Regions from separate parts of the Homo sapiens genome. Here region 2 is linked to region 1. A link is an interaction called in ENCODE POLR2A ChIA-PET data of the cell type or tissue named here. Cell type or tissue: IMR-90. All regions are shown on one strand. Each heading gives the region's core, and the rest is flanking DNA. Links, peaks and the distances in the headings are about the cores only. Region 1 overlaps AKAP13 (A-kinase anchoring protein 13). Region 2 has its middle 7.1 kb from the start of MIR548AP.

Evidence for each region. ChIA-PET counts read pairs that join two places held together with the same protein. Peaks named below come from ENCODE experiments on the same cell type or tissue, not always from the same donor. Only the 100,000 strongest peaks of a DNase experiment are listed, where the experiment ranks them.
Region 2: POLR2A ChIA-PET joins it to region 1 with 17 read pairs; 2 of 35 experiments call an interaction of 5 or more read pairs at or near these places.

What each region holds. Positions count from the first base shown.
Region 1 is chr15:85,645,385-85,654,292 of GRCh38, forward strand. It overlaps AKAP13 (A-kinase anchoring protein 13), which reads left to right. Exons shown (of 37, transcript NM_007200.5): 10 at 434-570. It also overlaps the pseudogene RNU6-1280P. Among named protein-coding and RNA genes, the nearest start is that of LINC02883, 110 kb to the right of the region's middle. RefSeq lists a silencer at 7,114-7,408. In IMR-90, for the core only: no CTCF peak of the experiment used is centred there; DNase peaks (open chromatin) are centred at 1,277 and 4,147; H3K27ac peaks cover 1,139 bases.
Region 2 is chr15:85,828,302-85,837,209 of GRCh38, forward strand. No RefSeq gene overlaps it. Among named protein-coding and RNA genes, the nearest start is that of MIR548AP, 7.1 kb to the left of the region's middle. In IMR-90, for the core only: a CTCF peak has its summit at 3,415 (motif pointing left); no DNase peak of the experiment used is centred there; H3K27me3 peaks cover 993 bases.

The sequences.
Region 1 (8,908 bases), core at 202-8,201:
GTAGAACCTATAAGTTTAAAACAAACCCCATCACATAGTTGCTAGTAAAAGACTTTGGATTTTGAAGACAAAAGAAAAAAAATGCCCTCACTACCATGAGGAAAGCATTACCATTCAGGTATCTAAATAGAAGTAGAATATGCTTCTAAATCATCCTTTTATCTTTCTGTACCTAATATAAACGTGGCAGATGCATGATTGTCCTGTAGGAGCTATTTCAACCTAGAATTGGAGTAGCAGAGCTACTAATTTGACTGTGTCCTTTTATAGCTTCTTAATTTTGAAAAAAAGAAATAAGGAGGGAAGGAAGAGAAAAGAGTGAGAGAGAGATTTAAAAGACTGGTTGCTGGGGTGAAAAGGAAGTGGTTCTTTTTGTTTTTTGGTTTTTTTGTTTTTTTTTTTTCAATATTGGTGAATAAATTCTCTTTTTCAGAATGTGAGAACTTCCTGGATGTTGGACTGGGCAGAGAGTGTACCTCAAAACAAGGTGTACTTAAAAGAGAATCTGGGAGTGATTCTGACCTCTTTCACTCACCCAGTGATGACATGGACAGCATCATCTTCCCAAAGGTACTGTGTGGACCTTCCTTTCATTTTTGTCACACGGCTTTTGTGTTCCTATTTGGGCTTCCCAAACTCTTTTCCAACTTTTTCCCCCTCTTGTGCTCTCCTGTTTCCCTAAATATGTAACTCCTGCTAGTAAGTTGTGATCCAGCTAGCCTTGTAGGGCCTCACTCACTCTGAGAGGCATGTAAATGTTCTTTGGAGAAGGAAGCGCCAGATTACCAGGGTTTAGAAAAAGGCACTGGGCTGGGCATGGTGGCTCACGCCTGTAATCCCAACACTTTGGGAGGCTGAGGTGGGCGGACCCCTTGAGGTCAGGAGTTCGAGACCAGCCTGGCCAACATGGTGAAACCCCATCTCTACTAAAAATATAAAAATTAGCTGGACGTGCTCACTTGAACCCAGGAGGTGGAGGTTGCAGTGAGTCAAGTTCGCGCCACTAAACTCTAGCCTGGGTGGCAGAGCGAGACTCTGTCTCCAAAAACAAAAAAAAGGGAAAGAAAAAAGCATTGGCCAAAGTTATTTAATGTGAAATTGTGGCCAGTTAAATACAGATTTTGAAGCTCACTTGGGAGTCAGAAGAAATGGAAGTTCCTTTAGAATTAATTAAGTCAGATGACAGTGAACACTTCTCAGTGGGCAGCAAGGACCGCAGCTCAGACTATATGATGTCATATTTATAAACCAGCTGTAGAGTCATTTCTGGTTAATGTGTTTAGGCCTGAAGCTTCCTGCTGAGTGTGGTCATATCACTCATCCTCATCTAGCCTGCCTAATTGGAACTTTCTAGATCTCTGCAATAGAGCCCTTCCACATGAATCAGCTCACATTTGCATATAATTGGAGGCTGCCTAAGGGAGGTGGGGAATGGGGGTAGTTTGCTTTCTTTTGCTTATATTTGTTTCTAGTGGCAGCAAGTTCTGTTTTGCTCACCTGAGAAGAATAGAGGGCTTTCCCCACAGCAGAGATGGCAAATGCTACTCAATTATATGCCACAAGTGGTTTTCTTAATGGTAAGGAGGTGAAGAGGCGGAAACACTGTTGCATCTACCAACACGGTTCCTTCTAGTTTTATAATGAGCTCGGAGAAGTGGTGAGAGCAGTTGTGTTAGTGGGTGATTAGGTTGTCCAAGATGGTGAATGATGCTGTGTAGAAGTTACAAGAATAGGCCGGGTGTGGTGGCTCATGCATGTAATCCCAGCACTTTGGGAGGCCAAGGCGGGTAGATCACTTGAGGTCAGGAGTTCGAGACCAGCCTGGAAATGGTGAAAACCCGTCTCTACTAAAAATACAAAAAAATTAGCTGGGCATGGTGGCGCGTGCCTGTAACCTCAGCTACTCTGGAGGCTGAAGCAGGAGAATTGCTTGAACCCAGGAGGTGAAGGCTGAAGTGAGCTGAGATCACACCACTGCACTGCAGCCTGGGCAACAGGAGTGAAACTCCATCTCAAAAGTAAAAATAAAATAAAATAGAAGTTACAAGAAAAGAGACCTAAAGATTTGGGAATCAGGAGCATATCAGTGCCTCTGTGAATGTACCCTGTGTGCCTTCCTTTCATTTTTGGCCTTCCCTGACTTTTTTTTTTTTGAACTCATTGTCTTCCCAAGGTCTTTGGAAAGACTTATTTAATATGATGCAAACTTAAGGATTTCTATCATTGTCACTCATAGTGACTTGACAAAAAATTCTATGAAGTAAAAACTCCACATTTAGGACCGGGCGCAATGGCTCACGCCTGTAATCCCAGTACTTTGGGAGGCTGAGGCGGGCTGATCATGAGGTCAGGAGATCGAGACCATCCTGGCTAACACGGTGAAACCCCATCTCTACTAAAAATAGTGGTGGCGGGCACCTGTAGTCCCAGCTACTCGGGAGGCTGAGGCAGGAGAATGGCGTGAACCCGGGAGGCGGAGCTTGCAGTGAGCCGAGATTGTGCCACTGCACTCCAGCCTGGGCGACAGAGCGAGACTCCATCTCAAAAAAACAAAAAACAAAACAAAAAAAACTCCACATTTAGAAGATCTGCCTTTCTCTTTACTTAGGAAAAGAGAAATCAATAGTTTTATGTTATTTTATTTTTTTTTTAATAATATCAGAATTTAGGTAATTTCCACTGCGACTTTCGAGGTTTTAATTGTAAGGAATTCTGTTCCCCGCAAGGGGAATACCATTCTGAAGATATGTGTCGCTAAAAACATACTGAGATAAACAGATTAGATAGTATCTCTAAGTTCCAGCTTTAAAATGGGATCATTGATAATCATTGAAACTAGGTCATGGATATACAGAGATTTGTTAAACATTTATATATGTTTGAAAATTTTAACGTAAAAAGTTTTTTAAAAATGGAAGTGTCTTTGTTAAGAAATACTTCCTTGCAACCTCCTAGGTGCATGACAGCTTGTGCCTGGATGTTACCATCTCTGCAGACTCAGAGTTACTTCTGGTCACTTAATTGAATGGTTTTCTTAGCTAAGGAGAATTAGAATTTTCTATATTTCGCCGTCTTATTTTCCCAGAACCATTTACAAAATTGCTCATATAAATGGCCTGTGCTAGATTTGGAAGATTTTTTTTTTCAAGAATATTAGACATATAATTTTTAAAAGTTGAAGGAGGCCAGGCGTGGTGGATCTTAGCATTTTGGGAGGCTAAGGCAGGAGGATCACTTGAGTCAAGGAGTTTGAGATCAGCCTGGGCCAATATAATGGGACCTTGTCTCTACAAAAAATACCAAAATTAGCCAGACATGGTGGTGCACACCTGTGGTCCCAGCTATTCAGGAGGCTGAGGTGGGAAGATCACTTAAGTGTAGGAGGTTAACGCTGCAGTGAGCCGTGATGGCACCACTGCACTCCAGCCTGGGCGACAGAGCAAGACCCTGTCTCAAAAATAAATAAATAAATAACACCTACATTTTATACTAGACTGCTTAGGGAAAACCAGAAATGGTAGCTTCACTTTCACCTCCTCATGCATGCTTGAGAATGTCTGCATGGCCTGAGAAGAGATGGGGAGGATTTTTCTCTTAGTGTTTTTGCTGTACCAAAGTAGCCTGTGACCAGGAGAGGCTTTGCAATAAATGTTTGCTCTAGCATTAATAAAACCAAGGGCTGACTTACAAAAAGGAGAGAGACTAATATTGACAGGATACTTACTGTACAGTAGGTACTGAACTAAATTTTTAAAATATTTGATCTCAATTTGTCTGCCCAGCAACCCTGACAAGTGGGTGGTTTTATGCTCTTGAGGAAATAGAGGCACTGATAGGTAAAGAAATGTATCCAGAATTACTTAGTGGGTGAGCAGCCAACTTGAGGTTTGCATCTAGGCCTGACTCTAAAATCTGTTCATTTTTTATTTTACTCTCAACCTCCCCAAACCTGCTCTAATAGCCAGTGATTAAATAAAAGCGTGGCACTGGCAGATAGGCCATCAGCTGCTTCCTTAAAAGTCTTCCTCAGTGGTCACCCCCAGAGTGTGCTATGCAAAATATCAGAATGTCTTGCAGTTTGTTCCCAGGTTCTAACCCTCTTCTCCATCTCTAAAAAATAATCTGTAGGCGAGACATTGCAACATCTTTTTCTGTGAACCATGAGTGGTACATGAGGTCACTTCCTGCAGCCATTTGTGTCTCTGGCCTCACAGAGGTCTTTAACAGCCCGTAACGTTTGTCGTGACCTTTTCACCTTAACCCTGTCTTTCCATTCAGTATGCCTCCTGGTAAATGACTCTTTAGTGAGTGTTATGAGCTTCACGTTTATTCTCATGAATATGTGTGGGTTCCTAAGGTCTTTAATCAATAGCATAAAATTTAGATTTTATTTTTAAAGTGAAAAGAAATCCTAGGATTCTTTTTGGCACTAGCTAAGAGAGAAAGTACGATTATAAAATATACATGATCTAGGCCACTCTACTATCCAAAAGGATAATTAAAGTCTACAGGAAATATTAATAGTTGCTGCCTGTCTTCCCAAAGAGAGGTAAATCAAGGTCCTTCCATGTTATTTTTCTTCCCCAGGTTAGCAGATGTATCTACAATTGATTTAAAAAAATCAGAATGACTTATATAAGATACAAAACCTAAAGGGAACATCCTTCTTTCATGTGTTGTAGTTTTTCTCAGGTCCTTGATCCCCAAGCCAAAAAATTACTTAAAAAAAAACAATAAACCTTTTTGAGATAAAAATAAATGTAAGCCAGGCATGCTGGTTCACACTTGTAATCCCAACACTTCGGGAGGCTGAAGTGGGAGGACTGCTTGAGTCCAGGAGATTGACACCAGCCTGGGCAACATAGTGAGAACCTGTCTCCAGTAAAAAATTTAAAAATTAGCCAGGCATGGTGGCACACGTCTGTAGTCCCAGCTACTTGGGAGGCAGAGGCGAGAGGATCACTTGAGCCTTGAAGTTCAAGGCTGCAATGAGCTGTGATTGTGCAACTGCACTCCAGCCTGGGCAACAGAGGGAGATGCTGTCTTAAAAATAAATAAAAGTAAATGTATTTACAGAATCCTAATTAAGAAAATGACAATTGCGGCTGGGCGTGGTGGCTCATGCCTTTGAGAGGCCGAGGCAGGCGGATCACTGGAGGTCAGGAGTTCGAGACCAGCCTGGCCAACATGGTGAAACCCCATCTCTATTAAAAATACAAAAATTAGCTGGGCGTGGTGGCAGGCGCCTGTAATCCCAGCTACTCAGGAGGCTGAGGCAGGAGAATCATTCGAACCTGGGAGGTGGAGGTTGCAGTGAGCTGAGATTGTGCCACCATACTCCAGCCTGGGCAACAGAGTGAGACTCCATCTCAAAAAAAAAAAAAAAAAAAAAAAAAAAAAAAAAAACAACAAAAACTGCAATTGCCTGTGCACAAGTGCTGAAATTATTAAAAACTTAAAACTGTGAACCAGTGGTAATGCTTGTAATCAGGTACTTTTCTTAAAATATTGAACATAAATGGATTAAATGGTTGGCATGTGTTAGGTGTTTAAAATGTGAGCCATTATTTTCCAAGGCACATAGTAGAGTGCCTTGTGTATCATTACAAATAATAATAATAAATGTTTGGGAATAAATGGAGATTAAAGGACTAGTATTTTGGCAATATTAAGCATGATTTCTTCAAGTATAGTAATAAGATATAAAGTATGCAGCAGTTTTGTAATTTTATGTTTATAATGTTTATACCTCTGTATATACTTACGTATCCATACCTGTATAATGTAACTCTGGCTAAGAAAGCCAATCAGGCATTTTTCCCAACATTTTATTAAGAATATATTGAGGCATATAGAAAATTTGGAGAATTGTACAGTGAACACCCGTATACCCACTACTTAGATCCTACAATTAACTTTTAATTGTATTTGCTCTATTATGTAACTATATATCTGTCCATCCTTCTGTCCACCCAGTTTGCCTGAATTCTTTGAGGCAAGTTACAAATATCGATATACTTCACCTCTGAACACTTAGAATTCAGTATTTGTTTATAGGTTGGTTGGGTTTTTCGGTGAAGTTTACATACAGTGAAATGTACAATCTTGAGGGTACCAGTCAGTGACTTTTTAAAAAAAAATTTAATGACTGCTTCACGAATGTGTGCATCATCCTTGCACAGAGGCCATGCTAATCGTCTGTGCATTGTTCCGATTTTAGTGTATGTGCTACTGAAGTGAGCACCCATCAGTGACTTTTGATAGAAGCCTTCATTCACGTTTGTACGCAGCCTGCAGCAGGGTACAGACTATAAGCATCACTTTGGAGTTGCCTCATGTCTCTTCTCAGTCGGTCTCCATTCACACCCTCTCAAGGCAACAGCTGTCTTAACTGTTTTCCCACCGCAGATTAGTTTTCTGTTTCAGAACTTCGTATAAATGGAATCTAAATAATATCATTTCTCTTGAGAAATACCTAGGATTCGAATTCTTAGATTATATGGTAGGTATAGGTTTAGTTTGCTAAGAAACGGATCTTTTCCCAAGCGGTTGTACCATTTTACATTTTCACCAGTGATGTTTTGTTTTCCTTTTTCAAGTAATAACCACCAATTCATAGTAAGAGCTGCATACTGCAGTAAAAATAATGAGTATAAGAATATTATTCTGTGTGAACTTTATTCTTACCAGATATGCAAGACTGTAGAAATCATGTAGTTTCAGTGAGATCAGAGTTAAAAGCACATATTAGGAAGAAAGGCTTTGTGTTGAGAATATATTCTAGACAGATCTCTTTGTTTTTAAAATGTGTATAAACAGGCCACCAAAGATTTTCCCACCTTATTTTAATGACTCTCAAAAGGGTAGATGGTTGTTTTATAAACTTCAGATTCGTTAAGTGCCAGAGAGATAGCAGGCCTTTTTTTCAAGGCAAAATCCTTCCAAGATTGGATGCCAGAGTGAAGAAGCACCTATATAACTGTCTGTGAGTTGTTTCCAAACTGAGAAGAGCTAACTTGTAAGAAGGCTATATGGTAAATTAATAAATGGAAACTTTAACTCAAAATTTTTGTTTGCCTTGAAGTCTTTTTTGTGTGTTTTAGAACAGGCTTGTTATACATTTTGCTTTATTGGTGTTCATTCTGTTTGTCCCTTGGTATTATTTTGAGAATTAGACATTTAGGCAGCTAAGCGTGAGTATATTAGCTTCCTAGGGCTGCTGTAACAAATTACTGGAAGCTGGGCGGCTGAAAACAACAGGAACTTACTTGGTCCCAGTTCTGGAGGCTGGAGATCCTAATCACCGTGTCAGTGGGGCTGCTTTCCTTCTGTAGGCTCTGAGAGAAAATGGCCTCTCTTCTAGTCTCTGGTGCTTGTTCAGTCCTTGGTGTTCCTTGGGTTGTAGACACTGCACTCCAATCTCTCCTCTGCCTTCACGTGGTATTCTCTCCTGTGTGTCTTTTTGTGTCTCTTCTCCTCTTGCAGGGACACCATTTGTGTTGGGATCTGGGGACATTTTGGATCCACCCTACTCCAGTATAACCTCATCTTAACTAATTACATCTGCAAAGACCCTCTTTCCAAATAAGCTCACATTCTGAGAAGGACCTGTATCTGAGGAGGACATTATTCAACCCAGTACAGTGAGAAAGCCGAGATATTCACGAGACCATTTACATTGTCCTTGTCCATGGAAAGTTGCCCCGTGAATAGGACCCCTTTAGGAAACCCCTGAGTCCCTCACTCAGAAAGCATAGTCAGTTATTTCATTTTAAAATAATACCTACCACAATTTAGAATTTACTCAGTGAACCATAGTTTTATTTTACAGAGTGACCCAGTGAAGGGACTTTTCTGATACTGACTTTGATATCTTGTTCTTACAGGGTTTTTTAAAAAGATGATTGAGATACCAGAATAGGGCAATTTGAGTTGAAATCAGCCTGGGTTCAAATCTTGATTCTGCTGCTCATGCCTGCGTCCGTTGGAAAATCTGGACCTCAGTTTGACCTGTCCAGTGATCCCCTTGCATCTTTTCTCTCATTCCCATACATTACTTAAAAAACAATCTAGGAAACTGGATTCCACGGAACTGGAAAAAGAAAGCCTTCTTATTAGCTTATGAGATCAAGCCCAAAAGGTAGGAAGGGTGCTTTTAGAAGGTAGTGTGCTTTTGAACTATTACATCAAACCTTTAAAAAGAGTCTCCTTATAGTATAGAGATATAGAGCTTGTTTTCTATTCCAAAGCTGAAAGATTTTCATAATTTTTTTCTCTTTCTTGAAGAACCATAATTTTTTTTTACCCTTAATTAAAACATTGAGTAGACTAATTTGGAAAATATTGTGAAAAAGGGAAAAAGAATTACAAAATGCCCTTCCCTGTTCCCTGCCCCCATCCCGTAAGAGTGCAAAATAGCTATTAAGACAGTGTCCACATCTTAAGAGTATGATCAAACATCTCTTAGACACTTCTTTTGGCCTTTTGGGTACCATGAAGCTCATCTTTCCCTCACCCATCAAATTCTGTGTTCTGGTATCTCCTTCCCTCGCTCCCTCTCAGGTTCAAGAGATTTTCCTTCCTCAGCCTCCCCAGTAGCTGGGATTACAGGCATGAGCCACTGCGCCCAGCCACTGGTATGTTTCAACAAGTAGAAAATGTCAGGCTACTAGAACAGAGTTACACAGAACCTGTTAGGCACTAGAGGTTAGCCAGGAAAGAGCATCATCACTTTATCAAAGACCTCATTGCCAGGACTGATTATTTAATGTATGATTTGGCCTCATAATACTCAGCCAGTTCTCAGTGAAATGAGAAAAATGTATAGCTTTCTTCCATTTAGATATTTGTAACAGGTACTTATGCATTTGTGGCAAACTTTAGGTGGGGTCATAAGCTATTCCACATT
Region 2 (8,908 bases), core at 523-8,522, 180 kb after region 1:
TATTTCATGGAGAACTGGATTTGGAAAACAGAGGGTACTGTTTTTCTTTCTGGAAGCTTGATTGACAGGTGTCAAATATGCAAGCTGTTGGCAGCTTTGTGGTTTAGGGAGTACAGGGGTTGGTCCATAGCCAGAAGAAAAAGAGAAGCCAACACAACAAAGAGGGTAGAGGCTGGAGACAGAGGGTATTTTTGTTTCCTGGGGCTGCTGTAACAAATTACCACAAACTGGGTGGCTTATAATGACAGAAAATTAGGCCGGGTGCAGTGGCTCATGCCTGTAATGCCAGCACTTTGGGAGGCCGAGGCGGGCGGATCACGAGGTCAGGAGTTCAAGACTAGCCTGATCGATATGGTGAAACCCCATCTCTACTAAAAATACAAAAATTAGGCGGGTGTGGTGATGGGCACCTGTAATCTCAGCTACTCGGGAGGCTGAGGCAGGAGAATTGCTTGAACCTGGGAGGCAGAGGTTGCAGTGAGCCAAGATTGTGCCACTGCACTCCAGCCTGGGCGACAGAGCAAGACTCCGTCTCAAAAAAAAAAAAAAAAAAAAAGAAAAAAGAAATCTATGTCACAATGTCACATACCCTTATCTAAACCAATTACCAACAAAGGGTTTGGGAACCCATGATTGGCTTGGACCTATGAGGATTCAGCCCTTGGGCTGGGGCTGTGATCAACCCCTTGTGAAACACAAAGCTGAGCACAGGAGGGCAGATGCTGTTCTGAATCGAAAGAGGAAAGGAGGGTGGGTGAGAAACGCATGTTAAGTAGGCAACCAGCAGTGTCAGTGACACATGGCCGACTTATGTTTTCAAAATCCCAAATGACTCCAGGCACTTTCCACCAGATTTTTTAGCTTACCTCTAAACAGCCATCCATGTGCTGTAGGCAAATTTTGGCAGGAAGTGCCAGAAGGTAGCATCTCGCCCCTGTTCTAATCTGCTTACTGTGCCTCTGACATCAGTAGCACAAAGGGTAAAAATCAGTGCAGTCAGCTCTCCTAATGGCTGTATGACTTTGGAAGTGGCTGTTTGGAAGGTGGTTTTAAGAGACCTGTAAAAGGACAGACATGCTTCATGGTTGTGGCTCCCAGGTAACAACTCTGAAGGACTCAACACCTGGATTCCTGGCCAGAGCCCCTCAGGTGGCCTCCATGTAGGTGCCATAGCAAAGAATCCCATTTTTTTTCATCTAGGAAAAGGGAACAAAGGTGTGGTTCCGATCAGGGTGGTTGGTTTAAGTCCACAAAAATCATCTGTTAAGCAACTACTAAAGGCAAAGATGGACCAAATTGACCTGTTCTTTGTGGGCAGTCTCCATCCAGCTGCTACAGGCTCTAAATGAGCCACCATATAGTATGGCGGCTCATACTATCGGCTCAAGATAGTTGACCTTACAGGTCACCTGTGGAAAGCCATGGAACCCTGGCAGCAGGAACTATTTCTCTTTGGGACCAGGTTCTTGGAGAGAGAGACTAGGCTCAGCTTTCCTGCAACTTGCAGGGTTGAGTCAGGGTCATCTGGCCTGAGGCAGAGGCAGTCACTTGTGGGGACGGTGGGGAGTCTGTCCTAGTCCTCTCACCCCACCCTGGAGAGTTACCACCACTGAGGAAGGAGGAAGGAGATGTTTCTGTTTGTCATCTCATGACATCATCACAGCAGCAAATGATGTGGGCATGGTTGGGAGTGGTGGCTGATGCCTGTAATCCCAGCACTTTGGGAGGCTGAGGCAGGCGGATCACTTGAGGTCAGGAGTTTGAGACCAGCCTGACCAACATGGTGAAACCCTGACTCTACTAAAAATATAAAAATTAGCTGGGCGCGGTGGTGCATCTGTAATCCCAGCTACTCAGGAGGCTGACACAGTAGAATCACTTAAACCCAGGAGGTGGAGGTTGCAGTGAGCCGAGATTGCGCCATTGCACTCCAGCCTGGGTGACAGTGAGACTCTATCTCAAAAAAAAAAAAAAAAGGATTGGACATTAGCACTCCCAAGTTACATTTAAGGAACCTGCGGTTCAGAGAGGATAAGTTGGTTTCCAGGTCACACAGCCAGTTAATGGATTCAGAGCCCATGCGAGGTCCTGATGGATTGGGACACTGGAGATAAACACATGATGGAGGACAGTAGTTCAGGGGAGACCTGGAATGCTACTTGGGAGGGGACTCTCTGAAACAAGAGATAGCTTGGGGACATAGAAGTTGCCCAGAGAGGACAGAGCAGCAGGACAGGAGGTGAACGTGCATCCTCCTATGGCCACCGGTGGAAAATCATATGTATGGGATGCCCAAGGATCAGCTCTCTCCAGGGAGGTAGAGCTGGCTAGGATGGCAGTTTGTGGGAACAGTTTCTAGGAGGCAGGAAAGCACCAGGGGCTGAGGGGAATGGGGCCAAGGGTTGCTGCTGTTACTTGTGGATGCATTACTGGGAGGGCCAGGGGGAGTCCTGGCCGAGAGGAAATCAGACTTGATCAGGGAGATAAAAGCATGGATCAGATTCAAGTAGTAGTGAGGCAAGGATGGAATAGGAAAGGAACAGCAAGCTGAAGGCCTTGGAGGGGCAAGAGCTGGGCCAGGCAAGTGGAGAAGGCTGGACCCGAGGGTGGAGGCTGCCTAGAGCCCCTTATCATGCAGGGCTGCTGGGGGGCCTGAGGATGCCGCACAAGGGAGGACCTGGCCAGCTGGCAGAGCGATGATGCCACCTGTGTGTTTCATCTGAAGAGGGTTTATGACCTGGGGGCTGTATGTGTCCTGAGGGTAGAGAGGAGGAAAGATGGAAGATGGGGGTCTAGAGGGTTAGGGTAGAGAAAAGTGAGGATGTGAGATGCTGGAGGAAAAGTCTCCTGAAGTTCATTCTGACAGCCCTAGCCCTGTCCTCTAATCTCATCTCCCTCCCATTCCCTTCCCAATCCCCCTAGCGCAGCCTTTTTTTTGGGACTGCCAGCCACCCTTAAAGGGAAGGCCCCAACCCTTCCCTCAATTGGGGACCTCAGGGAGAGCTGGCAGGGCCCTGGGGCCCAGAGGGCTGGCTTCCTTCTTGTCAGAGGCAAAACAAAGGCACCTCCAGGGCTCAATGAAAACTCAGTTTGTTTTCTGGCTGTGGCCAAGGGACACCTTTAATTGCAAAACTTAAAACCAGCCCTTGTTGGAAATTGCGACAAGGCCAGACCATATGGGAATGTTTCCCGATGGAAAGGAGCATCTGTTCTCTATAAGATATGCAAATGACGTGTAATTGCACCTTCAGAGAGCTCTGTTTTCCGTCCCCAGCACAGTGCCCACAGGCGGGGGAATCTGACCATGGTTTAAAGTCCTCAGCCCTCCACCCACAAGACAGAGGATCCACGCTGAATCCACACTGCACGCTTCCCAGATTGAGGGACCCAGACCAGCCAGCGCCCTCTGCTGACATTCTCAGTCTTGTACTCAGGGTCCAGAAGGGGTTGAATAAGGCACACACTGCATTCCTATTCTGTTCCAGGTTTTGTGCAAAGTGGGGTTGTTTCCTTTAATGTGGGAGAAAACCCCAATGAGATCTTTTGCTTTGCAGACAAGGTAACCAAGGCTCGGAGGATTTATGTAGTTGGTCCGACATGTCATCTGGCACAGGGTGGGACTGAGATTCACAGCCAGGACTGACCGCTGGAAAAGCCCCTCGCGTGTCTTCTAACATTTACTGAGTGCCTGGGTCATTTCTTTAGCAAATGTTCTCTTATTCTGTCTCCTGTCTGCGAACGCCTGCACTCTCTGTCTCTCAGTCTCTCTTTGTCCCTCCTCCCTCCTGGGAATGGCTGAATAAGGGTCTTCACAAGAAAGGATCATTCCTTCAAAATTAATGCCGCATTTGCTTAAAATGTATTAGAAATGTGTTACAGCAAAAAGCACTTACAATAGCACTGGTAAAATGAAAATGTACATTAAGAAAAATTAGGCTGGGCGTGGTGTCTCACGCCTGTAATCCCAGCACTTTGGGAGGCGGGAGGATTATGTGAGCTCAGGATTTCGACACCAGCCTGGGTAACATAGTGAAACTGTGTCTCTACAAAAAATAGAAAAATTAGCTGGGTGTGGTGGCACACACCTGTTGTCCTAGCTGCTTGGGAGGCTTAGGTGGGAGGATTGCTGGAGCCTGGGAGATCAAGGCTGCAGTGAGTTGCGATTTCATCACTGCACTACAGCCTGGGTGACAGAGTCAGACCCTTTCTCAAAAACACCCAACAAACAAAACAATCACCAAGCCATTTAGAGGAACCAGCCATTCTCTGCAGGAAATAAAGGAACTAAGAGTTACCTCATCACCACTGCCACCACCATCACCACCATCATCATCAGAATGGAGGTGATGCGGTGGGGCTTCCTGGCGCTGCTCTTCACGGCTTGTGAGGAGCTCTGTGCAGCAGCTAGGCCAGGTGAGAACACAAGTCATGGGCCCTGGAGTCAGCCCTTGTGGCAAGTGACTTCCTTCTCTGTGATCTCCTTTCCATCTGTAAAATGGGGATCATAGTTCCTACATGATGGGTTTGTTCTGAGAGTTCAGGTGCTAATGTTTTTAGAAGAGTGCCTGGCCCCTAAGAAGTGTTTAATACACACTAGCTGTTATTACTTTTCAAGATCTTGCAGGAGACCCCGCATGGTGATTTGAGAACTTCCCGGAGTCCTGGGGTGAGAAACAGTGATCGCTCTGGCTTCTTCCACCAGAGGTACCAGGGTTTTTACCTTTTGTACACATCAGGAGGCTTGAAGACATTTGAAAAACTGCCTTAGGTTATAGGGGTCATTTAATCTCCTTGGGCTCCATGAGGTCAGGGAATGTCACTTACAGCATCCTTAGTGTCCAGAGAGTTCCTGGCATGGAGGAGATGCTTGATAAATTCACGCTGAATTGAATGGTGCCTCCTTTTCCTTTTCTTTTTTTGTTTTTTTGATTTCCAGGGATGTGATTTTGGTTCACTGCAACCTCCACCTCCCATGTTCAAGTGATTCTCCTGCCTCAGCCTCCTGAGTAGCTGAGATTACAGGCACGCACTACCATATCAGGCTAATTTTTATATTTTTAGTAGAGACGGGGTTTTGCCATGTTGGCCAGGCTGGTCTCGAACTCCTGACCTCAAGTGATCCGCCCGCCTCGGCTTCCCAATGTACTGGGATTATAGGCATAAGCCACCAAGCCCGTCATCCTTTTTCTTTTCTATAAAATGTAAAAAGAATGCCCAAGTTTTGGTATGAGTGACCTTTTTAAGGGAGATGTTCTTCCAGGAAAGCACCTTGTTCACATACTCTGGGCCACCGTGCAGGGGCTCTGGAGGTGGTCTGACTCCCCCACCATTTAGTGCCAACCTCAGGGCATAGTGCCTGACCGAGATGGAGGAGAACAAGCCCTGGCGGTGTCTATGAAGCCAGAGGGAGTGGAAGACAGAACAGGAAGGGGAAGGAGGGTGGCCAGTGTCCTCATGGGGAAGGGGCAGGTGGGCGGAGAGGCTGGGAGAGCCGGTGTCTACCCAGAGAATGCCACATGGCACCTGGACCTGGTGCTCAGGGAGAAGTCCTCTGGCACCCCTGTGGGTGGGTGGGGTGTTGCCAATGGCCAAGATGGGCTTTGGCATAGCTGCTCTAAGCCTGTGGGCATTCTCCTCCCAGCTAGAAAGGAGAGGGGCTGCTCCTGCCTGTACATGCCAGGGGAAGCTGTTGGTCAGCTGCAAAATGAGGACATTCTCAAGACCGGCCTCTGCAGCGGCTGCTCCCACTTCTCCAGCTCTGGCCCACTTGCCATATGTTCTGGGAGGAAAAATCACGTCACTGAGGTTATTGTCCAGTGAACTGGTGATTCTGCTCTGGGGCCTTGTCGGAGCTGGAAGACTTTGTTTTTTGAATATCATTTCCTGGAGAAAGGTTATGGGGGAGGTGGGGGTTGTGGCAGGGTGGAGGGTTTTGCTGGATAAATAGACCTCTCCCCTTGTTTGTCCTGAGGAAGAGAGAATATTTCTGTCTTACAGATGAAACATCTGAGGCTCAGAGAGTGACTTCTCCAAGGCCACACGGCTAGGAACTTGGATTGAGTCTGTCTGGGATATTTTTTCTTTTCTTTTCTTTCTTTCTTGTTTGTTTTTGAGATGGAATCTCTCTCTGTTGCCCAGGCTGGAGTGCAGTGGCATGATCTCGGCTCACCGCGGCCTCCACCTGCAGGGCTCAAATGATTCTCATGCCTCAGCCTCCCGAGTAGCTGGGACTACAGGCGTGCACCACCATGCCCAGCTAATTTTTTGTATTTTAGTAGAGGCATGGTTTCACCATGTTGCCCAGGGTGGTCTTGAACTCCTGAGCTCAAGAGATTCGCCCGCCTTCGCCTCCCAAAGTGCTGGATTACAGGCATGAGCCACTGTGCCCGGCCAGGATATTTTTTCTGAACTCAACCTTGCTTTGCAAACTCTCAGCTCTGCACATTTGTATCCTTTCTCAGGCCCTACCTTCATGGATGAAAACCTCCCAGAGAGGGAGTTCGGAATAGCCCAACACCTACAGCCTCAGGGTTATTCTGCAGATGCCTTGAGCAGCCTCATCATGTGAGTTCCCAGCCCCAAACTTCCCCATTCCCTGGATCTCATCTGTCCATCTGGTGGTGATTGCAAAATGAAGTCACACTTACCCTTGTGCCCAAATTGCAGGTTCCGAGCCACTCATCCCCCTAGACAAGAACATTAGCCTTCAAGGGTCTTCACTCATTCATGGGAGATCTCAGAGGGAGCCTCACACACATACCCACTCTGTCAGTTGCAACCCCAGACAATGCCCACCCCTTTTTCCTTTCTGGTTCTGGTTTCCACCTGTGCACTAGTCACAGTTTTCTTGTCATTATCACCACAAAAGGGGCCACCTGAAGAATGATGTGCTGCTGACGTCTGGGCCAATGTAGCTTGTTCAGTGTTTGAAGGCCCTCACTCACTGCTAGAATCTCCAAAAGACTCTCATAAAGGCAGCTTGAGCTTCCACCTCGAAGGTCTTAAAACTTGTCCAGGCCGGGTGTGGTGGCTCATGCCTGTAATCCCAGCATTTTGGGAGGCCGAGGAAGGGAAATCACCTGAGGTCAGGGGTTGGAGACCAGCCTGGTCAACATGGTGAAACCCCATCTCTATTAAAAATACAAAAATTAGTCAGGTGTGGTGGCGCATGCCTGTAATCTCAGCTACTTAGGAGGCTGAGGCAGGAGAATCGCTTGAGCCTGGAGGTGGAGGTTGCAGTTAGTCGAGATCGCATCATTGCATTCCAGCCTGGGTGACAGAGCCAGACTCTCTCTAAAAAAAAAAAAAAAAAAAAAATCATGCATCCCTACTACATGCAAATCTGTTTAGTCATATAGTTTATACAGTTAGCACTGGATTTATATAGGGTGTACCTTAAAACCATGCACAAAGTAGAAATTACAAGGATGATACTTTTTCATAAATTATAAACATTAATGTATTATGCTCATTAAAGCCATATATAAAAAGAGAAATGTAAAATGGGGACATAAGAATAACTATAAAAATAAATTTAAGAAATAACTATATTGCACTGGATGCAGTGGCTCACATCTGTAATCCCAGCACTTTGGGAGGCAGAGGTGGGCTGATCACTAGGTCAGGAGTTCGAGACCAGCCTGGCCAATATGGTGACACTCTGTCTTTACTGAAATTACAAAAATTAGCCGGGCGTGGTGGTGCACACCTGTAGTCCCAGCTACTCGGGAGGCTGAGGCAGAGGCACAAGAACTGCTTGAACCCGGGAGGCAGAGGTTGCAGTCAGCTGAGATCACGCCACTGCACTCCAGCCTGGGCAGCAGAGTGAGACTCTGTCTCAAAAAAAAAAAAGAAAGAAAAGAAATAACTAATAACTATATTGGCTGGGCACGGTGGCTCACGCCTGTGATCCCAGCACTTTGGGAGGCCAAGGCGGGCAGATTACCTGAGGTCAGGAGTTCAAGACCAGCCTGGCTAACATGGTGAAACCGTGTTTCTACAAAAAAACTAAAAAACTTAGCCAGGCGTGGTGGCACGTGTCTGTAATCCCAGCTACTCAGGAGGCTGAGGCAGGAGAATTGCTTGAACCTGGAGGCGGAGGTTGCTGTGAGCCGAGATCACAACAATGCACTCCAGCTTGGGCAACGAGAGTGAAACTCCGTCTCAAGAAAAAAAGAACTAACTATAAAAAATAAGTTATTGGCCAGGTGCGGTGGCTCACGCCTGTAATCCTAGCACTTTGGGAGGCCGAGGAAGGTGGATTACAAGGTAAGGAGTTTGGGACCAGCGTGGCCAATATGGTGAAACCCCGTCTGTTCTGGAAATACAAAAATTAGCTGGGCGTGATGGCAGGTGCCTGTTGTCCCAGCTACTTGGGAGGCTGAGGCAGGAGAATTGCTTGAACCTGGGAGGCAGGGGTTGCAGTGAGCAGAGACCGCGCCACTGCACTCCAGCCTGGGTAACAGAGTGAGGCTCTGTTTCAAAAAAAAAAAAGAAAAAGAAAAAGAAATAAGTTCTTATCTTTTCTTCCTCCACTCCAGTGAATTTTCTCCCCTCCTCACCCCCACAGGGTGCCTGTATCTCATTTTATTTATTTTTTATTATTACTATTATTTTTGAGAGTAGCTGGGATTACAGGCAGGCACCACCACACCCAGCTAATTTTTTTTGTATTTTTAGTAGAGATGGGGTTTCACCATGTTGGCCTGGCTGGCCTTGAACTCCTGACCTCAGGTGATCTGCCCACCTTGGCCTCCCAAAGTGCTAGGATTCCAGGCATGAGCCACCGTGCCCGGCCTGCATCTCATTTTAGAAACCAGACTATTCTGTCAACATCTGCGTACTTGCCAGCTGCCTATTTTACAAGTGCAATTTCACTTAAGCTTCATTGCCACCCTGGGCGTTTCTA